4 separate regions of the Mus musculus genome follow, and regions 1, 2 and 4 are each linked to region 3. The links are chromatin contacts, found by Hi-C or POLR2A ChIA-PET in ENCODE. All regions are on one chromosome and are shown on one strand. The core of a region is the stretch at or near the end of the contact, and the rest is flanking DNA. Distances in the headings are between cores, read along the strand shown. Region 1 overlaps Zmiz1 (zinc finger, MIZ-type containing 1). Region 2 overlaps Zmiz1os1 (a long non-coding RNA gene). Region 3 holds the start of Zmiz1 (zinc finger, MIZ-type containing 1). Region 4 holds the start of Ppif (peptidylprolyl isomerase F (cyclophilin F)).

Region 1 (2,941 bases), core at 352-2,851, 190 kb after region 3:
AAGAAGGGACAGAAGCAGCCCAAGCCACCTTGAGCACACTCCGCCTAGCTCTCGAGGCAAAGTTGCTGGGTTTCTAGCCTCGCAGTTCAAAACAGGAGTCTCACACACCTCAATCCACATCTACAGCACACAGCACCATACAATTCTCAGGTCAATGTTTGCTTAGAAGGTAGTCTGTGGTGACCAAGGAAAAGCAGAGAAGCTATGGAAATGTCCTAGCCCCAGCAAAGATTCAAAAAGGAGTGGCCTTGTCATCACTAGTAGCAAGAATAGCCACCAATCTCAGAAGTCCCAGGTCCGCTGCTGGGCCTCACACCCACAAGCTAGGTGTCTGGAATTCATGCGTATAATCCTGTAGCCTTCCTCCTGGTACTGGGTACATCCCAGAGTCAGCTAATGAGTTCTCTCTGACTGCTCCCTGCTTCTCCTCCACAGTTACCCTGGGGGTCCTAGTGCCCCAGCAGGCATGGGCATCCCTCCACATACTCGGCCTCCTGCTGACTTCACCCAGCCAGCGGCCGCTGCTGCAGCAGCTGCAGTAGCAGCCGCCGCTGCCACAGCCACAGCCACAGCCACAGCTACAGTGGCAGCCTTGCAAGAGACACAGAACAAGGATATAAACCAGTATGGACCGGTAAGGGTTCCTGCCCGCTGGCCTGGCCTCACCCAGGCTGGGGAAATCTTGAGCGTTAATGCCACGGGTATCCTTGGAAGCCCCTTAAAAGAGTGTTGTGTGTGGGTATGGTAAAATGGTTGGGTGTGGTGGGGTTTGGGGGTATGCTATGCTCTCTGGGCTGGTAGCTCCCAGTGCATATGGGGGAAGAGGTACCCTATTGGTTTCGGAGTTCCTGCTTATCAGACAGTAGGTTGTGTGCCTAAAATGGCTTTGTGACTAGCTTGTCCCTAATCACCTCTGAGGCCACTATTGTCCCATCTGTGGATTTTACCCAGGCCTCATCGTAGATCCTCTGACCTTCAAAAGGATGGGGTGGGGTGTGAAAAGGGGAACCCCATAACCCTGCAAGGCAGAAACATGAAGGAAGGGTGCAGGGTGAGCAGGAGGAAGTGGGCTGGGTAAATCACACTTAGTGTATGGAGGGTGTGTCTCCATTGGCTACTGACCAAGGGCAAGGCCAGGGCTTTCAGGAAAGGGCTTCAGCCTCCATCCTCATCCGCCTCCTCTTCCTGTGTCCTCCCTGTGTCCCTCCCATCCCTACCCACTTCCATGTCCCCTGCCTGCCTCCCTGGGAATGCTGCCTGTGCCTTGGAGTGACTGCTCCCTGCCCTACCCAAACCCACCAGCTGCATTTTCCCATGAGACCTGCAGAGGGCAGTAGTGAGCCCTGGAGGACTGGGTCCTTTAAGAGCTCCTGGCTCTTAACTGCAGCCCTGTGGGAAAGTGCTGCTCCCCCTTTAGCCCCCTACCTTCCTTCCCTGCACTTTCAATGCATGTGGCATTTTATTCTTTTTTTTTTCTTCTTCTCCCATTGAAGGTGTGTTCCTCTTTCCAGATGGGTCCCACCCAGGCGTATAACAGCCAATTCATGAACCAACCCGGGCCTCGGGGGCCTGCCTCCATGGGGGGCAGCCTGAACCCTGCCGGCATGGCAGCTGGCATGACACCCTCGGGCATGAGCGGCCCTCCCATGGGCATGAACCAGCCCCGACCACCCGGCATCAGCCCCTTTGGCACACACGGGCAAAGGATGCCCCAGCAGACCTACCCAGGCCCCCGGCCCCAGTCCCTTCCTATTCAGAGCATAAAGAGGCCATACCCGGGAGAGGTAAGTGTGACTATGATGGGGGATGGGAGGAGAAGGAACATTGACAGAGGGACCATGGACCCAGGGACCTTGGAAAAGGCACAGTTAGGCCACTTAGAGAACTTGAACTAAAGGGCTTTGGAGGCTTAGCCCCTGACTAATATCATCTCTGTTGTGGAAAACACCAAACAAGTCACTACACCTGAGTGTGTATGACTTTAAATCAATGGTATTCACAATCCACACTGGCCCTTAGAATGCCCAGAGGACAGGGGGCCGTGACATTGTAAAATACCCTGCCTAGAGCAGGCAAGTGTAGAAGCAGAAACCATGGAGACCACTTAACCCTGTCCATACTCAGATACTAATGGATGACCCTGGATGAGGACCTCAGTGCAGGGAGCCACCTAGAGAGTGAGGGCTGCCACTAGTACACTAGTACAGGCTGTGTGTCAGGGAGGCCATCGGATGGCACACAGTATCCCTAGGGCTTACTTCCATCATATTGCTCTCCTGGGGATAGTGCCTTCTCTGGGGTCTCCTAGCAGAGGTGCCAGAGGAAACCATCCCAGCAGACGGTCCCAAGCACCGTGGAAGGTCAGGGGAAAAGGGAAGTCACCAGGTCTCAGTGACACTCAGAATACAACTGAGACCAAGATCCGTGCCCAGCTGATGCGCCCCCCTCGCTCCAGTGAAGTTTGTCTTTGGCACACCATGATGCCCCTTCCTGGGCATGGCACCTCAGCTCTTCATCTTCTCAGATCATGTCCTTCTGGCTGGTCAAGACTGTGGCCTTCAACTTGAGCTGAAGCAGATTTCTATCCCACGAAAGCATAAGCTCTCTGTCCCCACAGGTCCCTTCAGCCGCCACTCTCACAGAGGTTGGATGATGTCATAATTGGTATAGGTGCCCTAAGCCTGAGACTCAGGAATAGGCTATAGTGATTAGGCTTCCTGTACACCCAGGAGGCCAACTCAAGACCTGAGCCTCGACCTAGTGGGCACTAGGGAGAGAAACTCAAAGGCCTTTAGGCTCCTCCCAGCCCTGCCTGTCCTTGGTTTGGGGCCTTAAGCTGATGGCTTCACTCCCAGAACACAGTCACTAAACACCCTCTACCCTCAACCTCCTGAGAGATAGTTGGCTGCACTGGGCATGCATGTCTGAGCTTCAGGCTGCT
Region 2 (3,437 bases), core at 436-2,935, 150 kb before region 3:
TCCTCAAAAGAATTGATAGCCTAACAGGGCATGTGGAATTCTAGACACATAACTCTGAAGGAACATGGATAATATACCACCAAGATCATGCTTCAGTTAACACACACACATACACACACTCATTCACACATACACACACATATAAAGTCACATACGTATACATACTCACACATATACATACCCACCCATATATACACACATAATCATTTACACATACTCACACTTACATATACACTCACAGAATGCATACACACACTCACATATACATACCCACACATACACATACACTCGCACATATAACACACTCACACATGTACACACACACTCACACATACACACCCACTTACATACATACACACATGCACACACACATGTGCACACACACACACACATACATACACACCAGAGGCTGACCTTAGCCAGTGAAGACCAAGGAAAGGAACCGTCAGGTAAACAAGGCTGAGAAAAGTGGAGAAGACAGGTAAAAGCCTTCAGGGACAAAGCACAAAGTGACACTATGGGGGAAGAGCAGGTAAAGAGGATGCTGGGTAGGGACATGTGAGGGCCAGGGGCCCAGAACCCACCCTGACTTAAACCATGACCCAAGTCAGCAATTGCTTTCAGCTGCCTCGGCATACACATCTGTAAAATGGTTTTATTCCTTTCTTCTATAAGTGTGCCTGGCTCTGGAAGCTTGAAGCTGTCTTCTGGGCATGCGGAAATCCTTCACACACAGGAGAGCTCAGGTGTCAGGACAAGAGGGAAGGGCAGCCGTGAGATCTTGACATACTGGCTGGCCCTCTCCAATTTTCGAAGGTCTGGCTCCTAAAAATAGAAGACTCCATAGGTCTAAAGTTCCCAACAGTACAACAGACAAAGAGGAAAGAGTCGAATCCCAGTCCACCTGAATTGAAGTCCTCGGCTTTGTCATTTACAGTTTTCCCTTGGGCATGCTTCCTCGGGGTCTTCTCCTGTCAATGTGGCTACATGAGAAAGTAGGAGGAACAGGTTAGACCAGAGAAGGGACTGGCTCTTAAGAAAGTAGAGAGCCTTGCACCTCCAGCATGTTCCTCCAAAGCAAATACAGACAGTCCTATGTGAGGGATCCACATGGCGCTTGATGACCCCTGCTGGAGTCCTGTGCAGACAGTCATGTGGCCCTTTGGAGAACAAAGCCCTAAGCATCGCACATAGCATGATTCCTCTGGGGTAGGAGCAGCCACTTCTGTTTGCAAACAGAACACTAGACAACAAACTACAAAAGGGACTTGAGGGAGTTTACTCCTGGGGCCCAGGATCCTGGGCAGGGGCAGTGTGGCTGGAAGCAGGCGTACCTTTTCAATTTGTAATCGCTTTTGAGTCATATTCAAAAACATTCCAAGATGAAATAAAGCGAAAGAAGGCTCAAGCTGCCCTGCAGTTGGGAGCCCTTTGGGGAACTGAAGTGAGCAAGCCAGCCCCTCTAATCCAGATGGACAGGCAGACAGACAGATAAACAGCTTAGAGGCCAAGGTCCCACAGGGCCTGAGGAATGGGCTGTCCCACCCCAGCCCAGCAGGCAGTGGCTGCCCTCTCACCCAGACCCCTGCTGGCAAGCACCGTCCACTCCCTGATCTTCCCGGAATGGACGCTTCCCCAGGCTCATTGCAAAACATCCTGGCTGGAGCTGCAGCCAGGAGTCCAGAAGCAAAGCTCCCTCTGCAGAGCGAGATGCCGCTTCCTGAGGACATTCCGGCCTGGTGTGAGGGCCTGTGGCAGGAGAGGGCAGGAAAGGCCAGGCAGTCATCGGCAGCCAAACTGGGGCCACAGCAGGGCCACGTGCTCACTGGGACGACATCTGGCTGGAGCCATAGCCCAGGTTTTAGAGGACTTGTAATCAGGCACCTCCTCAAGCCCTGCCACCGTCTCTGCTGCAACCCCCTCCACCAGACCCACTGCAGACTCGCTGGGCTTGTTAAGGGAGAAGGGAGCCTCCTTATAAAGAGATCCCTATTCGCAGGCTGCTCCACACACCACGATCCCTTTGCAGAGCTCCAGATTGATTCCAGCCTGGACCAGCTGTCACAAGGGGTCACCCAGGCCCTTCTCTTAACCCCACAGGATGGCAATTCCTTCACCTGGGTTAGAAAGAGATTTTTTTTTTTTTTAGCACAGAGCTCCCTTTTCAAATGTCATCCTCCTGAGAACCTGGCGAGGAATAAAAACACTGAGTGTGACACTGGTGAGAGGCAAGCAGAGAAGCCTGGATTCCAGCCCCTGGGCAGAGCCTAGGAAGCCTGGAGACTCGGAAACCCTTCTGAACATCAGGAAGCCACAGAGACCCTGGCTCTGGTTCTGTCCCTCTGTGCCCTCTCTCGGGCATCTCATGCCCAAAGCAGGTGTATTCTCTACCGCTCTCATCTTTGTCTGGCTAAATTCCAGATCCCAGTACTCACTGTCCACTGGACACCACCTAGATATCCGATAGGCTATAAGAACATCCAAAGCCATCACCTCACACCTCCCCTAATGCAAATGGCTCCTGTCATCAAATACCATTACATCAGCTCTTCTGCACCTTCTAGATTCTCTCCTGGTCAGGATTCACTACTGCCAACATTACCACAACCACAGCCTTCACCATCGCTGTCACCACCATCAACAGCAGCACCACAACCACCACTATCATCACCATAATCATCAGCATCACTGCCAACTTAAAAAAAAAAAGCCACTATCATCATTGTCACCACCAAGACCATAAACATCGCCACCAATATTACAAACATTACCACCATGACCCATCACCATTACCACCACCAAGACTACTACCATCACCATAATCATCATCAACACCGTCGATACCATCACCACAAACACACAAATATCACGGTCAACATCATCACTTTGTCATTGCCATTGCTGTCAACACCACCACCATCACCATCTTCACCAGCACACTCCCTCAACTACTGCCATTGCCTTTATCATCACCTCATCGGTACCATCAGGGTCAGCAAACATCACCATCATCCATTTTAACATTATCCTATCCCCTTCCAGTGTCTCTTACCATCTCTGTGTTCCCTTCCTGCTCAATCCCCTACCTCTTAAAGCACAGGCAGCTGTGATCATGACCATCACGGCTTATAACTTCACACTGCCCCCTCAGAGCAGAGTTCAAATGCCTTGAGATTTGACAGTTTACAAATCTAGCCTAGAGTTGCAAATCTCAGCCTCCAGGGAGAAAGCACCAACCTCCAGTATCCCGCGTACAGCTCCTGAGCCCATCTGTAATTCCTCCATCTGTCTAAACACATCCACAGATCCTGATGGTCCAGCAGCCACAGCAACTGCTGCAGTCGATAATGAGCCCCAAGACCCGGAACTACACATGTCTCCTTGATAGCAGTCTTGCCGTGCTGACCTGGCCCAGAACAGGAGAACAATGTGAGAGT
Region 3 (3,121 bases), core at 540-3,039:
TGCGCTCTGATCACCACCCAGGAGGCTCAGGACTCACGAGTCTGCGTGGCACGTCTGCGCTCCCCTGCGGACCTCGTCAATCAAACTGCCGCCTTGGCGAGGCCAAGACTTCATCCGCCCGCCCCAGGCCCTGAGAAAGACCCCCGCCCGGGCTGCCTGCCCAAACCCGCCCCCAGCGGTGTCATTGTTCTCTGACGTCACGCGGCGGCTCCGCCCCTCTCCCCCCACTTTTCCTCCCCACCTCCGGTTCCCCCGGCTGGCGGCCAAGCAGCCTCCGACGACCCGGCAGTGCAGGGCTCCCCCCGCGGCCCGGCCAGGGCTGCGCCCCCTTGCGCTCTTCCCAACTTGCCTTTGTTATTCCAGCTCCCTTCCTCGCCTCGCCTCCGACACCGTGGCTGCCTGCAAAACGCGGAGCACGGAGTTATCGCCACACCTGGAGTCCCTAGCGGGCTCAGACCCAAGCCTCCCCCGCCTGTCCTGAAGGGGAGCGCGTGCGCGCGCGCGCGCGCGCGCGGGTCCAGCCTAGACGCTTGTTGTCTTTAGGACTACATTACCTCTAATCGAGAGGCGGGTGGGGTTGAGGAAGGGATGTGGAAGAGTAAGGGGAACATGTGTGGTATGTGTACGCGAATGTGAGAGGTAGTGCACGGGGGAATGCCTCGTGTTTTGTTTTGTTTTTAAACGTACCGGGGGTGGTGTACACTATATTTGTGTGTTCAATTGTATGACTCCAGGTGCACGGGCATAACTGGGATGGAAAGTGTGTGTACAAGTGTGTGGAGGGGGTCATGCGTGCTATGAGAAGTATGCGTGCCATGCTGTAAGGTAGGCGCAAACCCGTTTGCCGTTTGTGTAGGAGTTTCTGTGTGAGTGGTAATGGACAAGAGCCAAAGGGAGTGCGCACTTGGATACACTTGGGGGCCGGTCTGTGAGGGGAACCTCCGCAAGTGAGCGCACCTAACTGCTTCGTGAGTGCTCTTCGCCACTGTAGGAGTGGAGCCCAGCCCTGGGCTGTGGGCTTGGTTGGGTTATTTCCACCTCTGCAAAGCGGGAGCGCTCGGCTCTCAGCGCCCCAGGCGCTCCCTACCAGGCACTAAGGCGTCCTTGCTCTTAACTTCAAGTAGTAGTGGGTATTTATGGTTCTCGCTGCACCTCTCGCTCTTTCTCAAGATGTCAATGGAGGCGCACTTTAGTCTCCCCTGCGTCACCGGTGGTAGTGAAGGTTAGGGTCCTCTCACCCTCTCTCACCCTGTTTTAGGAATAATCCCAAAATCTACATGGAAGTTTCGCACACAGTGTCTCATTAGCAATCCAGTCACCCCAATTCAGATAGCTGACAGCACCTGAGGTCTCAGTGCACTCCTGCAGGGGACCAGTAGGAAGCGGGGTACGCCTTCTGGAAGTAATTTTGCTCCTACCAATGTGATCCCTTCCTAGGCACATCAGTCTCTCCGCTCCAAACTTATGGGATGCGGAGAGGGGGGCGTTAAAGAGCAGCGAAGGGAGGCGAGAAGAGGGACGAGAGTGAACGAGCAGCAGAGGAGGGTGAGGGTGGCGCGGTGCCTAACAGGGTTCGGAAAAGAGCTGAGACCTGGGAACGGAGAAGAAAGGGAGGAAAAGAAGGGAAAGGAGAGAGGCGGAAAGGAAAGGAAAAGAGAAAAGGAGAGCGCAGCGAGCGCGCAGATGGAGAGCGAACCAAGGCAAGCAGAGCTGCGCGCCGGAGGCGCGGCACTCCGCTCCCGCCGTGACTCCGTGCCGGCTTTTGCGGGAGGCCGGCGGCGCGGGGCCCTTTGGAAATAGAATAGCCAATGTAATCTGACACTTCAACTTGCTCGGCTCCGGGCGAGTTGATTCACTTACTCACCCCCTAACGCCGAGTTCCTTTTCACTGTCTGTGGACATTAAAAAAGCGAGCGGCGGCGGCGGCGGGCGCCCGGGAGAGCAAGCTGCCGGCCGGGCGAGCAGCGATCCGGCTGCAGAGCAAGCGAGCAGCGCCCGCGCAGCGCGCTGACCCTAGCCCCGGCCGGTGAGGAGCCGGAGCCGGAGTCGGAGCCGAGTGGATTTCCGCGCTCTCGCTGCGCTCCTCCCGGCTCCAGCCTGCCCTACACGGCGGTGGCGGCGGCGCGTCCTCCAGCGGTGGCAGTGGTGCTCGCAGCGCCCGGTAAGTTTGGGGACAGAGCCAAGCGCCCGTTAACACCGAGGCTTCCACCCGCTCCCGGCGGATCATCGGGGTGCGAGCGCCGTGTACTATACTAGGGCTTTCCTCTTAAAGGTTTAGCTCTGGCCGGGCGAAAGAAGCCAGCCGTGCAGGCTCGGCCCGCTGCTCTGGCCGCCGGGGGCGGAGGCTCTGGCCACCAGCGAGCGCCCAGCTTGTGTAGAGCGGCTCCGGATGAGCGCGGGGACCCGGGGTTCTTCGGGTGTACGGGGCGCCGGTGCGGTTGTGCGCTCGGACTCGGTGCCCGCCTCCTGCCGGCGCGCCTCCCAGCCGTCGCTCCGATCAGTCGGGAGCCAGCCGGGATACGGATTCGGAGGAGGGAGGAGAGGACCCGGGAAGGACTGGCTGCTTCTCCCTTGCCTCTTTTGGAAAGATGTGAAGTTGTGCTCCTGTGTGCGTAGGAGAACCTCCGGGAAGGCGCTGGATTCTAGGGTGGCAAGGGTTGGTGGTGTTAAGTTGTGCCTCCGAATTTCTATGGAGAACACACTTTTGTACATGGGAGATGGGGGCGCGGTTAAGTTGTTTTGGGGGGAGAATAGCCCAGGGAAACGCGGCGCGTGGCTGAAGCAGGACACGTTGAAGAGATGTGTCGAGGCTTCTCGTTCGGGCTTCGGAAGCCGAAGGGGCTTTCAGGCCAACGCCTGGCCGGGGCTGCCCCAGTCGGGAGGCGAGCCCAAGGGGAAGATGTGTCTGTGTGTGTGTGCGCGCGCGTTGCAAATACGAAAGTAATTTCCCCGTGTTCTTTCTTCCTCTCTGTCTCCGGCGGCGGTGGCCCCGGGGGAGTGGGAGGCCGACCCGGGAGGAGATTGAGGGGCCGGGCCGGAGCTGAAGCTCGGTCCGGATTGTGGGAGGGAAGCTCAGAAAGCTTGTTTCACATTCCTGGCGTCAGGGCCAGGGAGAAAACAG
Region 4 (3,105 bases), core at 316-2,815, 230 kb after region 3:
ACCAATAGGAGTCAAGACCTACAGGAGTCGATGGGCTACAGAAAGCCTGGGACTTGTGGATGCTTCCTAGCAGGGCATGTGTGGTGGTTCCTCTCCACTCCCTTCCAGTCTAAGTGTGCACTGCTGTTGCATAGATTTTAGAAAATGTGCCAATGGCTCAGGCAGAGCGGAGGGCAAGTGAGTTCCCCTTGCAGGCAGCTCCCTTTGATACACACTGACAAGAAAAGACGGGGCCCTATGTGGGGTTGGGTGAGACCCACCCTAGACTAGGGACTGGTATACAACCCATCAAGGCCAGTAGCACAAAGCAGAGAGCTGTGGACCATCACAAGAGGGTTCAGGCTGCCATGTGTGAGGCGGGGAGCATGCCCTGATTTCATAGACTACTTGGACCAGCATGGCTTCTCCACACACACACACCCCCCAACTGAATCTTGGGTGGGACAGGCCAGGCTCCCCGGCTCCTAAGGCTCTCAGCTCCTTTCCTGCTCCCGCCTCTCAGGACCTTGGGACCTTGCACTGGAGATTCCCCGCTATGCTCTGAGCACACAGTCTAGGCTATGCCCATCGCTGTTGAACACAGAACAGCATTTAACAGTTAACAAATGCTTCTCTCTCTTGTTTGTTTATCCTCAGAACAGGTATGAGTAGAAAGCAGGGTAATTTCTCATCGCTTCCTTGGTTGCAGGACTGGCTGAATCCAGCAGTAGGGAACCAGGGTTTTCTAGCCCTAGTTAGAGCCTTTTTCTCTTTCTGAGCCTCAGTTTCCTAACTGTGTTGGCTCACATGCTCTCGCTGGCTGGCATTCATTTGATTCCCAGGCTGGTGCTGTGCCCAGTGCACCAGGGTTTAAAGTCCTGCCTGTGGCTCTTCTGCAGGCTCCTTTCCTTTTATATCACACACTGCCAACTTCCTGGCATCCCTAGAGAATGGTTGCTTAGGAAGTTACCTGCAGGTGTGGTGCAGTTGGCAAGGAAGTTTATTCCAGGTGAATGTAAATCTAGGGGGCATTCCAGGGGGTGTAAATCTAGCCCCGCACTCTGCTGGCCTGGCTGGAGGTGGTGGGAACAGACAAGGGCTGTCAGAGTGGGCTGGGACTGAGGCCTGGCAGATGCACTATTGGTTCGGCAAACTGTATTTTCAGTCCTGGCGGAGGATCTGGTCTCTAGAAGCAAAAGGAGACAAACTCAGCCCTGGAGCCGGCAGCCTGAGGTCACCTTGTGGGTGTCTTAGACTGTATCTCTGCTTCTCTGTTCTTTCTGTTATCTCTCCCTTTCTGAGCCACCTCAGATTCCCCCACCTACACCCCCCCACGTCTTTCTGAATCTCAGGATCAACCTTTCTCTTGATCTAGAAGCACTTTCAAAGGACTTCCGGCTCAGTGTGTAGGGATGGAGGGCGGGGCACAACGCACGAGCCGATTACGCTGCCAGCGGCAACCGGCAGGGGACGCTAGCGAACAGGTTCCGAGGGGGCGCGGCGGAGGCGTGGAGGGGGGCGTGGTCTCGAAGCCAGCCGACCAATAAAGGCGGCGGCGCGCGGCCTAGGTATCGCTTCCTGGGTCGTACGACCTTGCCTGTGTCTGCTCTGAGTTCTTCCGCGCGCCCTCGCCCGACCCGCGACAGCGATGCTAGCGCTGCGTTGCGGCCCCCGCCTGCTCGGTCTGCTCTCCGGCCCGCGCTCCGCGCCGCTGCTCCTCTCCGCGACCCGTACCTGCAGCGACGGCGGAGCCCGCGGCGCGAACTCTTCCTCCGGGAACCCGCTCGTGTACTTGGACGTGGGCGCCGATGGACAGCCGCTCGGCCGCGTGGTGCTGGAGGTGAGGCTTGGACATTTGGAAAACCTGGACTTCCCGGGCCCTGTACTGTGCCTGGCACATCAGGTGACCTTGAGCCTCAGTTTCCCTCTCTCAGAAGAGGCGGCATCAGCTTGGTCCGTTCGGGGCTTTTCAAAACCCTGGGGGGTGTGGAGGAAAAGGTCAAGGTCAGATCGTACTGAGTGACAGCCCACTGACCGGCCTGGACCGACGTTGGGCTTCCTAGACCCTCTGCGTCCGAGGTTGGACCCAGAGCTCTGGGGTGGGTAGCTGAGGTCCAGGTGTTGCCAGGTGCTCACGTGGTGGCCTGAGCGCACTCCGGATCCGCCCCCAAGGCCTGGTTGCCTAAGAGGAGACACAGGGAATGCAAGTGAGAAGGTTCTGGCTGCCCAAGCCCTCTCCATTCCCTGAGATTTGACCCTTAAAAAGAAAAGTAGGAAACAGACACCAAGGTTATCAGGAGGCCATCCCAGGAGCCTTTAGGCTGTTCTGCTTTGAACAAAGGTACCAGTTAGACTGCCGATCTACTGGGGGAGGGGAGCTGGCATTTTTTATTATGCCTCATTTTCCTCGTTTGGAAAATGAGGAGTACCTCCCCAACTCTGTTTGGTGAAGAGGGATTCTTAAGAGAAGTTGAGAGGCATGAGGCAGGCTTGGATGACGGTCCCCTCCTTCCCTTCTGTGAGCCTCAGTTTCCCCCAGCACTGAGGAAGGTCAGCTAATTCTAATGTGATACTTACTCTTGGTCCAGGGACTCATGCCGAGGGCCTCCAGCTGACATTTCTGTCCCGGAAGTGGGCCAGGATGGCACTAGTTTCTTCGGATAAGAAACTAAGGCTGTCTCAAGCAAGCTTTGGTTGGGTTCAGGAAGCAGCTGGCAGAAACGATAGTGGCTTTGGCAGTTCCGAGGAGGGTTGGTGGTCATGGAAGGGAATGGCCCTGTTCTTCTTTGTCATGATGCCCTGGCCTCTGGGTGTGAATGGTGAGGGGGATCTTTTTTGCACCTGCTTCTGGACTGACCATCCTTTTCTGTTCCTTTTCCTTCACCATAGTTAAAGGCAGATGTCGTGCCAAAGACTGCAGGTAAGGCTTACGTGGAAAGTGAGCCCGGCAAGGCTGGTGGGCTTGGCATGGAGTTAGGACTTAGATTATGACCATATGGGAGTCTCAACCTAAGCACAGCTGATGAGTACCCTGAGGCAGCCTTTTGTCCCTCTCTGGACCTTGTTGTCAACTCTGCTAACCAGTCTGAAAGTAGCTAGACATCTCAGAACCAGGGGAAGGCCCAT

The links. Hi-C counts contacts between places; a loop is a spot of excess contacts on that map. ChIA-PET counts read pairs that join two places held with the same protein, here RNA polymerase II (POLR2A).
Region 1: a map of heart shows a loop between it and region 3 (2.2-fold over the local background). The contact joins the enhancer-like site here to the promoter of Zmiz1 in region 3. A Hi-C loop is called at or near these places in 1 of 37 maps with a recorded cell type or tissue (heart). POLR2A ChIA-PET finds 5 or more read pairs at or near these places in 1 of 5 experiments (Patski).
Region 2: a map of gastrocnemius shows a loop between it and region 3 (6-fold over the local background). The contact joins the enhancer-like site here to the promoter of Zmiz1 in region 3. A Hi-C loop is called at or near these places in 13 of 37 maps with a recorded cell type or tissue (Patski, gastrocnemius, heart and 1 more). POLR2A ChIA-PET finds 5 or more read pairs at or near these places in 2 of 5 experiments (Patski and embryonic stem cell).
Region 4: a loop to region 3 is called in a map of heart, with 2.3 times the contacts of the local background. The contact joins the promoter of Ppif here to the promoter of Zmiz1 in region 3. A Hi-C loop is called at or near these places in 2 of 37 maps with a recorded cell type or tissue (adrenal gland and heart).

The regions. Positions count from the first base shown.
Region 1 is chr14:25,645,224-25,648,164 of GRCm38, forward strand. Zmiz1 (zinc finger, MIZ-type containing 1) reads left to right here. Exons shown (of 24, transcript NM_001310666.1): 10 at 436-634; 11 at 1,512-1,784. Among named protein-coding and RNA genes, the nearest start is that of Gm52102, 15 kb to the right of the region's middle. Within about 2 kb of position 1,602, at least 1 of the 3 ENCODE cell types and tissues checked has a DNase peak (open chromatin) inside an H3K27ac peak, as active enhancers do.
Region 2 is chr14:25,302,984-25,306,420 of GRCm38, forward strand. All of the region lies in intron 2 of Zmiz1os1 (a long non-coding RNA gene), which reads right to left. It overlaps LOC115486423 (a long non-coding RNA gene), which reads right to left. Exons shown (of 2, transcript XR_001781198.1): 2 at 638-3,406. Among named protein-coding and RNA genes, the nearest start is that of Gm41113, 75 kb to the right of the region's middle. Within about 2 kb of position 1,686, at least 2 of the 3 ENCODE cell types and tissues checked have a DNase peak (open chromatin) inside an H3K27ac peak, as active enhancers do; they include gastrocnemius and heart, where a contact is called at or near this core.
Region 3 is chr14:25,457,396-25,460,516 of GRCm38, forward strand. Zmiz1 (zinc finger, MIZ-type containing 1) reads left to right here and starts at 1,790. Exons shown (of 24, transcript NM_001310666.1): 1 at 1,790-2,161.
Region 4 is chr14:25,692,605-25,695,709 of GRCm38, forward strand. It overlaps Ppif (peptidylprolyl isomerase F (cyclophilin F)), which reads left to right and starts at 1,566. Exons shown (of 6, transcript NM_134084.1): 1 at 1,566-1,819; 2 at 2,869-2,899. The coding sequence starts at 1,628.